Regions from separate parts of the Homo sapiens genome. Here region 2 is linked to region 1. The links are chromatin contacts, found by Hi-C or POLR2A ChIA-PET in ENCODE. All regions are on one chromosome and are shown on one strand. The core of a region is the stretch at or near the end of the contact, and the rest is flanking DNA. Distances in the headings are between cores, read along the strand shown. Region 1 holds the start of TRPV6 (transient receptor potential cation channel subfamily V member 6). Region 2 holds the start of ZYX (zyxin).

The links. A loop is a pair of places that touch in the nucleus more often than their neighbours do. ChIA-PET counts read pairs that join two places held with the same protein, here RNA polymerase II (POLR2A).
Region 2: a map of PC-9 shows a loop between it and region 1 (6-fold over the local background). The contact joins the promoter of ZYX here to the promoter of TRPV6 in region 1. A Hi-C loop is called at or near these places in 1 of 168 maps with a recorded cell type or tissue (PC-9). POLR2A ChIA-PET finds 5 or more read pairs at or near these places in 1 of 52 experiments (HEK293).

The regions. Positions count from the first base shown.
Region 1 is chr7:142,879,973-142,887,538 of GRCh38, forward strand. TRPV6 (transient receptor potential cation channel subfamily V member 6) reads right to left here and starts at 5,773. Exons shown (of 15, transcript NM_018646.6): 1 at 5,417-5,773. The coding sequence starts at 5,664. RefSeq lists a silencer at 952-1,246.
Region 2 is chr7:143,376,763-143,383,574 of GRCh38, forward strand. It overlaps ZYX (zyxin), which reads left to right and starts at 4,583. Exons shown (of 10, transcript NM_003461.5): 1 at 4,583-4,647; 2 at 4,795-5,017; 3 at 5,486-5,685; 4 at 5,831-5,923; 5 at 6,039-6,560. The coding sequence starts at 4,810. It overlaps FAM131B-AS2 (FAM131B antisense RNA 2), which reads right to left and starts at 4,263. Exons shown (of 2, transcript NR_161353.1): 1 at 3,504-4,263; 2 at 2,393-3,347. MIR6892 (microRNA 6892) reads left to right here and starts at 5,924; the gene lies at 5,924-6,038. It also overlaps a transcript of FAM131B not described here. RefSeq lists enhancers at 3,143-3,222, 3,379-4,279, 3,403-3,492 and silencers at 3,993-5,022, 5,053-5,102.

The sequences.
Region 1 (7,566 bases), core at 4,523-7,022:
CATTGTGTCTTCTGCACTGCCTATGCCTAGAAATACACCTAGGATGGTGTAGATGCTCACTGACACCATCTGTAGAGTGAATGAATCAGCAGCAATGCCAAAAGGTGGTTTGAATTAACTGTTATTATTATTTTCATCAGCTGCCCGCTAAGCCAACTTTCAGCAAGCATATAAGTGAAAAATAGTACACTTGGTATGCAAACACAGCTTCAAAACAAGTTTTCCACATTCCCTCCATCACCACCACCACATCAACCATTTGCACAAAGCCCTCCTCTCTAGATACCCTAGACTGAGGGGAAAACAATCGCTAGCACCACATACACACACACAGACACTCAGAAGTTCTTCACTCTCTCCTGTGGCCTTACTTTTATTTCAGCATCTTTCACTGGGTGCTGTAATTGCTATGTATCTGTGTCCCTTCCTCTATGCTAAGGGTACTCGAGGGAAGAGACCAGCCACTAACTCTTCCCTGCCCTCCTCCAATATGCTTCCACGTTTGTGTCCCATTTTGACCAAATGTGTGAAAGATTGATGGCAAATCTAGAAATGGGTCCGAGAGAGCACCTTTTCCAAGTCCAGAGTTCTACTCGCTGTATCCTAGATGTTAGTGGTGGTATAGTCAGTGGCAGGCTCAAAGATTCCCCTTTGGTCCCTACACGTCTCTGAAGCTGAAAGTGTCCCCCATAAACCTCCATTCCCTATGAATTCTGACACTCTAGTGGCCTGGGGAAAACAAAAAGCTACTGTCAGACCCAGAGTTGCTAGAGTTACCAAATAAAAATACAGGATGCTCAGTTAGATTTGAATGTCAGATGCACAATTTTTTTTTAGTATAAGTATGTCACGTGCAATATTGGGGATACACTTATACTAGCAGCCTATTCGTTATCTCAAATTTAAATTGAACTGAGTGTCCTGCATTTTATCTGGCAACCTAGCCAGACCACACCCTGCGTGAAGAGCCAGCTTATGACCCAACCCAGCAAGGTTTGTAGAGAACTAGCCTCCTCCGACTGTGAACTCCAGACTCCAGCAAAAAGGGGGGCCCAGCCTGTGGACGGGTTTTGAAGGTATCCGGCCCAGCCATTACTTGCAATAACCTCATATGCCCACAAGGGGACAGCACAGAAAGCCCTAGCTCACCTGCTTGGGAGTAAGGCTGACCCCAAAACACCTGACTCTCCTTGGGTCCCTGAAGGAGGTGCACAGAGCTGACCTACTCAAAGATTCCTGTGCTTGGGGGACAAATAGATTTTTCAATAGCAACTTATCACAGGAGTTTAGATCACAACACGGGGGTCAAAGGCAGGGACACGGCTAAGCACCCTGCACATGACAGCCCTCACTGCAAAGAATTATCCTGTCCAAAATGTCAATAGTCCAAGGTGGAGAACCCCTGATTCAGAGGTACAATGATTCATAATCCGTTTTAGAATGAGGATTCTTCACTCGAAAAGGAATCAGAAATATCCTATACATAAAAATGTTTTCTTATGGATCACTAAATACTCAACTAAGGGAGAAACAAAAAAAAGTCAGATGAAGCCTTTTAAGCTCCCACTGATGAAGTAGTCAAAAGAGATTATAGAGCAAATCTGAAACTGTAACAATATGAAAGGTATTTTCAGGTTCTAGAATGTTTTCTTTTACTAGGCAATTAATTATAATAAAATTGAACGGTCTAGTTCAACATTAGCCTGGTGAAAACCCAACTAAGGGGTTCCTGGCACAAAATCTAGCACATTATTTCTTGAGCAAACAGATCAATGACCTCCTTCTCAGGGCTGCCTCTGGGCCACCAGGGAAGGATTCCTGACTTCCTCTCTCCGTCTCCTCCGCCCCACACCCTCATCTGCTCCTCCATCCTTGTAGATGTGTGCACTGTGTGCATGGGTCCAATTTGGTTTTTAGGTGCTGAGAAACAAGGCAGGATCACAAGACTCTTGAGAAAAGTTCAAATAAGATTTTTAGAGCTAGAAAGCCCCTCAGAAACTGAGTCAAATCTGCTCATGAAACAGATGGAGGAAGCAAGTCAGAGACAGAGCCACGACGCATGCCCCACTGGTCATTTCTTGGTCACGATTCTCAGTTTTAATCAGGGCTGGAAGAGGAGTTAGAGAAGACAGGCATGGGTCCCACTGGTCTCTCCACAAATACCTTTCCCACCAGTGAGTGTACCCTCTGGGCAGGGCTGGGGCTGGTACATAACAGGGTTGCTCGGAGTGCGTGGCTTCTTGCATTCCTGGGTGGATACAGTGCTGTGCAGGGGAAGTTCATGGCCCCTCTCATTCCCGCAGCATCTCACTCATTATCACTTTTGCTCTTTACAACCTTCTAACACCAGCTGAATAGTTCTCCCATGCTTCAGAAAAGGAAACTGAAGCGGCATAACCAAATCATTGCCAGAAGATCACACGGAGTTAAAGGCAGGATGCTTGGCCAAGAATCCAGCCCCAGGCTCTGACCACTAAATTATGTGGTTCTTCTAGTTTTATGGCTCCTCCTGATTTTTCTTGGAGGTTGGGGGGCAAGCCTGAGCAGTGACCACAGATGAAGGAAAGAGCGGTAATGTGTGGGGCGGAGGCATACATTGGGCACTTGTGGGCCACCTCCCTCCAGCTCATGTTCCTGGCAATGGGGATGAGAAAGCCAAAGTGGTTGTTTAGAGATTTGGAATCGGCTGCCATCCTAAGTGCCACAGCTCCTTTTGTGCACATGTCTATTTGCGCATTTACAAGTAGGCATGTGTGTAAGTATTTACCAAGGCAAGCGTGCACAATATACCAGAGAAACCCAGGGATGACTTTTCAGACACTCAATTCACACATTTCATACAGGTATTTAACCCTAAAAAAAGCTCCAACAAGCATCACCTTCCCTCCAAATTGCTCCTTAGATGACAAAGTGCCAGCACATGGGCTGGAGTGGGGTTCAGGTTAAGCAGCCTCTATGAAGCTGCCCAGGACACCCCACAGCAGCCGAAATCAGATCTCACACTTCCCCCTCTATGCTTCCAGAACACTCATTTACACCCTTCTAGTGATGTCTACTAAGCCCATCTTTAGCCCCGTATGTGCCTTCAGTAAACTTTGGTCATAGGAATGAGAACTCCCTGAGAGCAGGAACAGTGTCATATTCATTTTCTGCAGAAAGGTGGAGTGCCTTATGTTCAATAAATGTGTAATGCATTAAATATCAGGAAGTGAGAAAACCCAAGCCCAAGGGGGAGATGACCTGGAGGACACGGGAGAAAGTTGAGAGCTCGACTTGGATCCCAGCAATGTAGATTTAAGCAGAGCGGGCTGCGTGCTAAGCACCAAGAAACGTCCACTGTAAAAAGAGGAGTTTGGGTTCCCGATCATCCTGGAGAGACTCAAAGCCTTCCTTTCTCACTAGACCATCCTGTACCGCATGGAATCCCACGCAATCCCACCCCACAGTTCTCCCTGTGAGTCCCCTTTGGAACAAATTCAACTTCACCATTTACTTGCTCTAGGGTTCTGGGCCTGCCCCATTCATAGGGGGATAACAGGACCCACCTTCCATTATTGTTACCGGGATGACGGAGATAAGGCAGGTGGTAGTACCTAGTACAGCACTGGGTTCTCAATCATTGTGTGCTCCTTTCTTCCATTAGCTCACCCCTCACTTGTCCATATTGTTCCTATTTACTTAGTCATCCCATGTTTATCTCAATGCCCCCATGCCTTCTCTTTGGTTGACGGCACAGATTAGGAAACTCCCCTTGCAGGCAATTTCAGCATCCTTCTGGGAAGTGCCCACCCAAAGAAGAGTCATTGCTCTGGACACCTGATATCCAGCAAGAAGAAGGCCAAGAAAGTGCGGAGGCCAGTAAGGAGATCAGGGCAGGGAGGGGGGATCCCTCCCAAGGGTGACATCAAGCCTTTCTAGCCAAAGTCTGCAGAGGCAGCCCCCATATGATCTGAGGAAAAGTGAGGGCAGACAGGACATGCGGAAGCAGCCTATTCTCAGCCACTCAGCGCAGGGCCTCCCCTCTGCTCTCCCCTGATATCGCACACAGGGAATCTCCACCACCCCTTCCAATCCCCCAGGCCTTTTTGCACTCTGTGCCTGGATCCCCTGGCCCTGGGGTCCTAAGAGTGGGAAGAGGATGAGTGAAGCCAGTGAGGACGACCTACTCTCTAACAACAATGCCATTCTGTTGCCCCAAGATGTCATCAGCCAAACATGTGCTCCAGTCCCCACTCTCCCAGGCCTTGGGGGAGAGGTGGGCGGCTGGAGAGATGGGAAGCCATAATTCACAGAAAGAGACCATCCCCAACCCAGAATCCTTCAGCAAAAGAAAACACAGGGGCCTCCAGGCAGCCTCCCCGGTCAGGCTAAAGCAGGCTCCTACTCTTGGGGTCAGAGAAAAACCCTAAGGCACAAAGACTTCAGGCTTTCCTCTATGACCAGACATCTGCCTCCTTCGTGACCCAGGGAAAGCCCCAACAGGCAGGACTTCCTTCTAGCATGCCACCAACTGGGTAGAGAACTCTATTAGAGACCTTGAAGAAGAGACCACATGCAGGGATAGCCCTGAGTTCCGATTCCCTGCTCCTCTCCTGCTCTGTACTCCAAGCTGTCATGGTGAAGAAAGCAGGACACGGGTTTAGGAAGTTTTCAGGGGCTGGAAGCCACCAGTGAATGTCCTTAGGGCTTAAACGCTAGAGTCTCGATTTCCACCACCTGAATGCGGAAGAGCACAGGTCCTCGGAACATCTGTTATTTTGACCCGCTTCCCCTCAGTCCCCACCCGCACTGAGAGAGAAATACACCTCAAGGTTGGGTTTGAGCGTTGTAGGTCTTCATATCCCCCCAGTGCTGGGCAAATAGTAAGGCCTTGGTCAGTGTCTGATGAGACAGATACATAGGAATGGTCACTTTTTTCACATTTTGTCTTATTTTCTGGTTCCTGGTGTCCGCGGTTCTCTCTGCTTCATTCATTCAATCGTTCACTCATTCCTCCATGCGAACATATGTATACTATGTGTTCCTGCCAGAGAGACTGTTCTAGAGGCAAGCAGTGGAGATACAGAAGGCATTGTCCTCACCTGCCGTCCCCTCTTGGGTGGAGGGGCTGTGATGCTCTATCCTTACAAGCCCCAGCAAGACGCCTGGCCCTTAGAGAAGTACTCACAAGAGGCTTGCAGAATCGAATTAGATCTTAAGATAGTGAACACCTGTGCCCATCTCAACCCCATCCTCTTTCACCAGCCCTACAGGCTGAGGCTCTTAAGACAGAATGCTCCCAAGGAGCCAGTCCGGGCCTGGGAGCACCATCTGTCCAGCCAAAGGTGCCAAACAAAGACGGGAGGTGAGGGAGGGGTGAGGGGTAGAGGTGCAGGCCTGGGGAGGTGGGGAAGGGAGCAGACCAAGGGGGCCTTACCTCTTCTGCTGCAGCAGGTTCTGCTCATCTCGGCTCTGGGCCCAGGACTCCCGTCTCTGGAACCATCTGCAGAACTTGCTCCATAGGCAGAGAATTAGCCCTTTCTCCTTGGGCAGTGACAAACCCATGGGGTGTAGGGCCGGCTCCTTGGGGGCCTGAGGCCGAGGCCAGACCCTGACGGGACTCAGCCTTGGGGCCACATCAGCCCCCCCAAGGGCCGGCCCACCGTCTCCCTGTAGAGGTCCCGTCTCCTGTCTCCTGCCTTCCTGACGAGTTCCTTGGGAGTCTCCCAGCAGCCCCAGCCAGTTTGGAGAGGGCTGTGAGTTTGTTACACTTGGCAGAGCCAGCCAGGACTCTGCAGGGCTGGCCTGTCTGGAGCTCCTGCTGGGAGTGAGCAGGAGGAGCCAAAGCTGCACGGACACGCCCTCCCTCCTCCCAAATTACCTGAGATTTAAAGACACAGGCCAGCCACAGACCTGCCTACCAAGGGGGACTTGTGCCAACTCCAATTCTTTCTCCACCCAGGGCTCTCTCCCTGCCCCCAGGCCAGTCACAACCAGGGAGGCCTTCAGAAAGACTGGCGAGGCCTCCCTTGGACGTCAGAACACCCAGTGACCTACCCTGAGAGACTCTAGGCAGTGAGAAAGGAGGGGAGGAGTCAGGGCAGGCCCATTCCCAATGTTGAGGACTCCCAGGAGGGAGCGCCCCACTTTCCCACAGTGCCTCTTCTGCCGACCACCTGCCTCACTCTCTGCCTCCCCCTGCTTATGTCCTGGAGAATTCCATTTTCTGGACTCTTCCAGTTTCATTCTTGCCAGGCCTGAAATAGGTATATAAATTGCGAAGATACTCAGTTCTCCCAGACTTTCCTCTCAGTCCCCATCACCTTTGGGTCAGCAAACTTTTTCTGGAAGGGCTGATAGGAAATGTAAAGATGTTAGGTTTTGCAAGCCATGTACACTCTCTAATGTACGTTATTCTTTGGTTTTGTTTTGGTGGTTGTTTTCTAACCACCCCCAAAGATGTAAAATGCATTCTTCGCTCACCAGCCAGGGCACAAAATCTAGCTCTGGGCAGACCCCCTGCTCAGGAGCTCCACAGACTGTCCACAATGCCCCGTGCATGGGGTGGGTGCCCGATAAAATACAGGACACGTGGTCAAATTTGAATTTTAGATAAACAACAAAGAATTTTTTAGTATAAATATACCCCACGTTTTGCAAGTATTCTATCTGCCAGCCTTCCCGTGGAGGTGACATTCAGCTGCTACTGTGTGCTGGGCCTTTTAACTGAGCGTTCCCAGGTAAACTCGTAACAAACCTGCAAGGCAGGTATTATTATCTACATTGTATTGATGGGAGAAACCAAAGCTCACCATGGTAAAGGAACTCTCCCAAGGCCATAGAGGTGGCAGAGGCAAGATTCACACCCATCCCTCATTCCAAGCCCACTTCTTTCTCCCTAGCACACCTCCTCATTCTAACTGGCCAACAGAGCTTCAGAGAGGTTAAGTGACTCGCACAGTCATACAGAAGAATGATGGCATTAAGCATGGCCCATCGTCTTCCCACAACAAAGAGCTCCATCATGAGCTTGCTGGAAGCTGTCGGAAAGGTCATTTAGTTCAACTTTTCCACTGGAAAGGGGCAGAAGCCCGGGCTTATCCAACCTCCTGGTGCCAGCCAGGTGCCAATAGCCTAGGGGCAGGTGTCTGGGTGTTCAGAGTCACAGGTGTGTGGATCACTTCCTAGCTTCAGAGTCTGTTTTGTCCTAACTTTCTCTGACTCAGAGTTGGAAGACCCAGCCAGGGGAGTGTGTGTGTGGCGTGTGTATGGCGTGTGTGCCCATGTGCATTTGTGTGTGGTGTTTATGCGTGTGTTCATGATGTGCATCGGTGGGGTGTTTTGTGTGTGGTATGCTGTATGTATATGATGTGCCTGTGGTGTGTTTGGTATGTGTCTACGTGTGTATGATATATGTGATATGTGTAGGTATGGCCTGTAGAGCGTGTGGATGTGGTGTCTGTGATGGTATGTGTGACATGTGTGTTGTGTATATACGTATTGTGGAAAGATTGTTGCATGTGTGTTGTGTGTATGGTGTGTAGTGGGTGATGTATATGGTACCTTTAAGGTATGTGTGCGTGTACA
Region 2 (6,812 bases), core at 3,333-5,832, 500 kb after region 1:
GGAAGCTGCAGGCCGAGTGCACACAGTACTCAGCGCAAGGGAGGTGCTCCAATATCAGGAAAAAGATACAACGGCTCTTTCATTTCTCTCCTTTCTTTTTTCAGATTATAAAGTAATACATGTTCACAGGGACAAAATACAAAAGTATAAAAGCCTTCTGTCCTCCTCAATCTACTCCCTAACATTAACTACTGTTAACAATTCTTTTTTATTTGTTTATTTTTTTGACACACAGTCGCATTCCTCGCCCAGGATGGAGTGCAGTGGCACGATCTCGATCTCGGCTCACTGCAACCTCCACCTCCTGGTTCAAGCAATTCTCGTAGCTGGGATTACAGGCGCACACCACCAACCCGGCTTATGTTTGTATTTTTTCTAGAGACGGGGTTTCTCCATGTTGGCCATGCCTAGTCTTGAACTCCCGGCCTCAAGTGATCCTCCCACCTCAGCCTCCCAAGGTGGTGAGATTACAGGCATGAGCCACTGCGCCTGGCTGTGCTGTTAACAATTCTTGACATCTTCTGGAAATGTGCTATTTTACAAAAGCACGTATACATATAGCTTGCATATACAAAATGTGTGTATGTGTTCACATGCAGATAGATATATAAACAGACAGAATTTGATGGTGTCATGAGACAGAAAGAGAAAATGGTAGCCCACAGGTATAAAGTAGGGGTGTTGGGGTGAAGGCAGACTTGAAAGGGGCTGTTGATGGACCAGGTAGGAGGGCCTGAGGAGAAGTGATGGAATACAAGGATGGAAGCAAGGATGGGGCAGGAGAGTCTTAATATTTGTGTTGCAAAAAAATTTTGCAGTTTAGGAGGTGAGAAATCCAACATCCAGTTAGCCTCAGTTTCCTTAACTAAAAAATGGGATAATGATGTATATTCCTCACAGGTTTATAGTGATGATTAGAAGGGGCGAATATATATATAAACAAACATACATATATGTTTGTTTGTTTTTTGGACAGAGTCTCGATCTGTCACCCAGGCTGGTATGCAGTGGTGCGATTTTGGCTCACTGCAACCTCCGCCTCCCAGGTTCAAGTGATTCTCCCATCTTAGCCTCCTGAGTAGCTGAGACTACAGGCACGTGCCACCACGCCCAGCTAATTTTTGTATTTTTAGTAGAGATGGGGTTTCACTATATCTTGGCCAGGTTGGTCTTGAACTCCTGACCTCAGGTGATCCACCCACCTTGGCCTCCCAAAGTGCTGGGATTACAGGCGTGAGCCACTGTGCCTGGCCAGGGCTAATATATTTAAAGTGCTTAGCATTGCACCTCAAACAATATTCTAAGCATTCTCTCAGCGTGTGCTGCTATTATAGTTGTTGATGTTATTAGGGTGCTGCTATTGTTGCTGTTTTCAGAATGCTTCACGTGGTCCCTGGCCCGTGAGTGAACCTCTATCCATCTGCAGTTGGCATATGGAAAGAACCTCCTGGTCACATTTCTCTTTCCATTTTAGAAATCATTCTTTTGTTGTGACACTGTCTTTTCATTTTCCTTCCCTGACTGCTCTTAACTTCCTACTTTATGCTGTGCACTCTTGAAGAAAACTTTCTGGTACCTGATGGTTATAAATCCTTGGAGGCGCGTGAAGATGTTTTAGGTAGTAAAGGGCAGTGGCCATTTTCTCACTTTGTCTCCCTGGCCTGGTCTTAAGCTGTTGGGCATTCTTTAGTCAGGAACATCTTCTTATTTGCTGTACTTCACACATACTGCCTAAGGATATCAATTAGAATTGCTTACTTAAGAAAAATGCCCAGCAATCGTTAAGGCCACTCTTGTTCATTTCCTGCATTTTTTTTTTTTTTTTTTTTGAGATGGAGTCTCACTCTGTTGCCCAGGCTGGAGTGCAGTGGCGTGATCTTGGCTCACTGCAACTTCCGCCTCCTGGGTTCAAGCGATTCTTCTCCTGCTTCAGCCTCCCCAGTAGCTGGGACTACACGCTCCCGCCACCTCACCAGGCTAATTTTTGTATTTTTAGTAGAGACTGGGTTTCACCACGTTGGTCAGGCTTGTCTCAAACTTCCGACCTCAAGTGATCTGCCTGCCTTGGCCTCCAAAGTGCTGGGATTACAGGCGTGAGCCACTGCGCCCAGCCCATTGTCTTCATTTTAAGAGCACTGACTCTGCTGCTCCTCTTGAGACATCTTGGGCAGTGATTCTGTTCTTCTGGGATACTCTGGGTGTTTCTACTTGTATTTAGAATGGCTGGCTTAAAAGTCTTTGTTTGAATATTCCGCATTCTGAATGCTCTTAGTTGTCAGTAAAACTATGCCTGCCTACGCACTCTTCTATTTCTGATTTAAAAATAGGTTCAGCTGCCTAACAATTACACATACTCTATTTTGCACGCGCACATTACTTAAGGAGACATTTAGAGGGTAGATAGCTTTTATTCCTATGAGTTATCTTGAAATCATCTTCTTAACTATCTTTTTTTCCCCAAAGGGGCCATATTTTGAAGGATTTGTGATGAGACTTTTGGTCTGTGAAGCCCAAGACACAATCTCCAACATGCACAGGAAATCCAGTATCAAATTTCTAACATGTCTTCAGAGACAGGCCCAGGGCTGGCTTGAGCGTGTCAGAGAGGTGTGCACTGCGTACTACCCATCATACATGGCCACACATGCCTGTGGCTGTGAGAAATACTGGTGGTGACAAAGACAATGAGATGCCAGAGAAAAAGATCAGTGGGGTTTGCAAAAGTGATTAAGATGTCGTCCTAGGTATAATTAAAGACTTAATAAGGTTGAAGGAAAGAGAGGACATTGCACATACCGAGGCCCCTGAGAGATCTGCCTGGCAACCCAGAAAGGGACATATGGGGGAAAACGCCTTAGTGTAACCAGGTCAGAATTTTCATTCTGGGCAGAACTGGAATTTGAATAATAATACTGAGTCATATAGCGCATACAGCTATGACATTTCATTTATTTCTCTATATAATGCAATAAAGTAGATGGATTAACCGTGACGTTTACAGATGGAGCAGGGGAGAATGAAGAGGCGTCAGTTTGGGCATCAGGCTGGATCTTCACACTCTGACCTCACTCTGCTCTATCCTGCCCAGTGTTGCTTCACCTGATATCAGGGGTGCAAGGCAACCAGATCTGACACCAGTTTCAGTTTAGATCCTGCCTTTACCTGGGTGTGACCCGGGTCCATCTCTTCAGCTCGGCCTCTGCTTTCTCTTCATAAACTTTTGGGGTTAGTCCTCGGATGATCTCTAAAACATGGCCCAGGTGCTCCTTGCCAGTAGAGTGTAGCCGGATTTGGAGGGACTGGACACTCAGTGTGAACAAGACGAAGGCCTCAGGAGGCAGTAAAAGCTGACAAGAGGAGAGAAAATGAAGCGCCTACGGGTGCATACTGGACTAGCGGGCGAAAGGCCATGACTCCTTAGTTTGGAGAAAGAACTGGGGCCGAGATTGGGGAAGTTTCCCAGTGCAATTAAAAAAAAAAAAAAAAAGAACTAGAAGAATTACCCAGGTCTGGCTTCTTTCGTGTAGCCTGGGGCTGAGTCGCAGGCTGAGAAATCCAGTCTGGCCAGTAGGGGGCTCCACCAAGCGCAGTCTCAGAATGCCCAAGAGCTCCACCGTCGCCCGGGGTCTCCACCAAGCGCAGTCTCAGAATGCCCAAGAGCCCCACCGTCGCCCGGGGTCTCCAAGAGGAGTGGGTCGTGGTGGGCGTTGAAGGGCCGTAAAAGACGAGCAGCCCGCGTCCGCGTCCGTCCTCCCGGGTCTCCAGTCCGCAGGCGGCCGCCGCCTCGGCCCCGCCCTCCCACCTCCATTCCCGGCCCCGCGGACCCGAACGGTCCCTCTCGCAACCGATCTGCTGGCTGGGGCGCTGGGGATGCGAATTCCTAGAAGCCTTAAGAGGCTGCCCAGCGTTGGAAGTTCGTATCCCCAAGAATGCTGGAGGTTCCGGCTCACACACCCCCTCCGGGCACAGAGTCAGCTGGGGGGTGCTGGGAGGGAGAACGCCCCGCTCCTCACCCCCCATCCCCGTGCACCCTGGAGCCCAGCTCCATACGTTCGGCCACCCCAGGCGGACTCGGGGTGGCCGGGTAGCGGGTGGTGGCAGGAGGGGACCGGGTAACGGCAGGCCCGAGAGGAGGTCGCTGGGCCGGGCCGGAGGCGCACAGGGGCTGCGTGGCTACCTCGGCGGCACCCGCCCCACCTCCGCCGGCTAAGCCCGGAGGGGGACGGTGAGTCAGATCTCGGGCACCCGCGGGTCGGGCGGGGAGGGGGAGGCAGGTCAGGAAATGACATCAGAGGCCTGTGCTCAGGGAGTGGGGGTCTGAGCCGGGCTGGGGCGGCGGGGGCGGCAGTGAGTGGGGTGGGGGCGAGCGGACCTCGGCGGAGCCTCCGGCCTGAGGCAGGATCAGGGCCCCTTCCTGGGGGAGTTTCCTGCCTGGTCCGCCCTTCCCCGCTCTCCCCGCCCCCTCTCCGGGCCGCTCCTTGTATGGTCTGGGCGCCGCTCTCTCCCCGCCCCCTCTCTTCTCCCTCCCTCCTCCTTCCGTGTGTCCCTCCCCGCCCGGCTGGAGGCTGCTCCGGACCGGGACGCAGAGTCTGCGGACCCGGCGCCGAGGCGGCCACCCGAGACGCGGCGCGCACGCTCCGGCCTGCGGTGAGGCGCGGGGAGCGGCAGGGCGGCCCCACGGGGAGGGGGCGCGGGGCGCCGGGAGGGGGCGAGTGGGGGTCACCAAGGGGAGCTGGGACCGCCTGGGGCTCCTGAGCCCGGCTCCGCGCTGCGTAACCCGGCGACCCACCCCAGCAGCCCGGCCCGGCCATGGCGGCCCCCCGCCCGTCTCCCGCGATCTCCGTTTCGGTCTCGGCTCCGGCTTTTTACGCCCCGCAGAAGAAGTTCGGCCCTGTGGTGGCCCCAAAGCCCAAAGTGAATCCCTTCCGGCCCGGGGACAGCGAGCCTCCCCCGGCACCCGGGGCCCAGCGCGCACAGATGGGCCGGGTGGGCGAGATTCCCCCGCCGCCCCCGGAAGGTATGCGGCGGGGCTTGGGGAATGTACCCCGGCAGGAGCCGGGGTGGGGGGCAGTCGTTTCGGGAATTTGGGGATGTCTGGAAAGGTTGTTGCCGAGGGGGCTGGGCGCAGCCACCCTGTCCCGAGCAGATGTTCTTACCTCATCGTGGAGCTCGTGGCTGGGAGCCAGGGCTCCTGGGACCGTTCCAAGTCCCCCGCCTGGGAGTGGGAGTCGGGAATGTGGGGCACGAATCTTCCCCTCCGGGTCCGTTTTCCGAAGTGTAACGGGAGCTGCACCACTCCTCGGCAGTGCGCCCGGCCTTTCCTGACCTGGTACTCCCAGGGCGCCCTGCGCCCCTCCTTTGCTTCCCCACACGCTCTGGGACCCCTGAGAGAGTTCTTGGGTTAGGGGTTAGAGCGGTTAACTGAGGGGAGCTTGGGTGAGGGGTAGAGGGACCCCGGCCGACGTCTTTCTCCTTCCTACCCCAGACTTTCCCCTGCCTCCACCTCCCCTTGCTGGGGATGGCGACGATGCAGAGGGTGCTCTGGGAGGTGCCTTCCCGCCGCCCCCTCCCCCGATCGAGGAATCATTTCCCCCTGCGCCTCTGGAGGAGGAGATCTTCCCTTCCCCGCCGCCTCCTCCGGAGGAGGAGGGAGGGCCTGAGGCCCCCATACCGCCCCCACCACAGGTACGGAGGCCTGGGAGGGGCGGCTGCACTGGACACCCCCAAGGAGAGGAGAAGAGGGCCCTTTCTTCTTACCTCCCCTGCACCTCTGCCTTGGGGGTGGGGGGATAGAGGCATGGAATAGGTGCTCTGACCTCTGACCCTCTAGCCCAGGGAGAAGGTGAGCAGTATTGATTTGGAGATCGACTCTCTGTCCTCACTGCTGGATGACATGACCAAGAATGATCCTTTCAAAGCCCGGGTAAGGGACCGGAGAGTAGGAAAAGCAGGGCTCAGGGCCAGAGAGACTGGGCATAGAACTAAGGAGGATGGTGTCCTCCTGACTGCATCTCTCTTCCCTCTCCCACCCCTTGCAGGTGTCATCTGGATATGTGCCCCCACCAGTGGCCACTCCATTCAGTTCCAAGTCCAGTACCAAGCCTGCAGCCGGGGGCACAGCACCCCTGCCTCCTTGGAAGTCCCCTTCCAGCTCCCAGCCTCTGCCCCAGGTTCCGGCTCCGGCTCAGAGCCAGACACAGTTCCATGTTCAGCCCCAGCCCCAGCCCAAGCCTCAGGTCCAACTCCATGTCCAGTCCCAGACCCAGCCTGTGTCTTTGGCTAACACCCAGCCCCGAGGGCCCCCAGCCTCATCTCCGGCTCCAGCCCCTAAGTTTTCTCCAGTGACTCCTAAGTTTACTCCTGTGGCTTCCAAGTTCAGTCCTGGAGCCCCAGGTGGATCTGGGTCACAACCAAATCAAAAATTGGGGCACCCCGAAGCTCTTTCTGCTGGCACAGGCTCCCCTCAACCTCCCAGCTTCACCTATGCCCAGCAGAGGGAGAAGCCCCGAGTGCAGGAGAAGCAGCACCCCGTGCCCCCACCGGCTCAGAACCAAAACCAGGTGAGGGATGGTGATAGGACAAGGCTTGGTACCAGGGCACTGGGGCGGGGCTGGGTCAGGAGCCAGAGCATAAGCATAAGGTGATTGGAGAGTCAGGGTGGACACGGGGGTTGCGGGGTGGCGGGATAGGAATTTTCATCCTCTGGGGTTAGCCTGGTGGAACAATGGTAGGAAAATGCTCCTCTGGAGGAGAGGCCTGGCTGGGTGTGGGGCTGGGTGGGGCCTGGCTGGGACGGCGCAGAGAGCATGGGC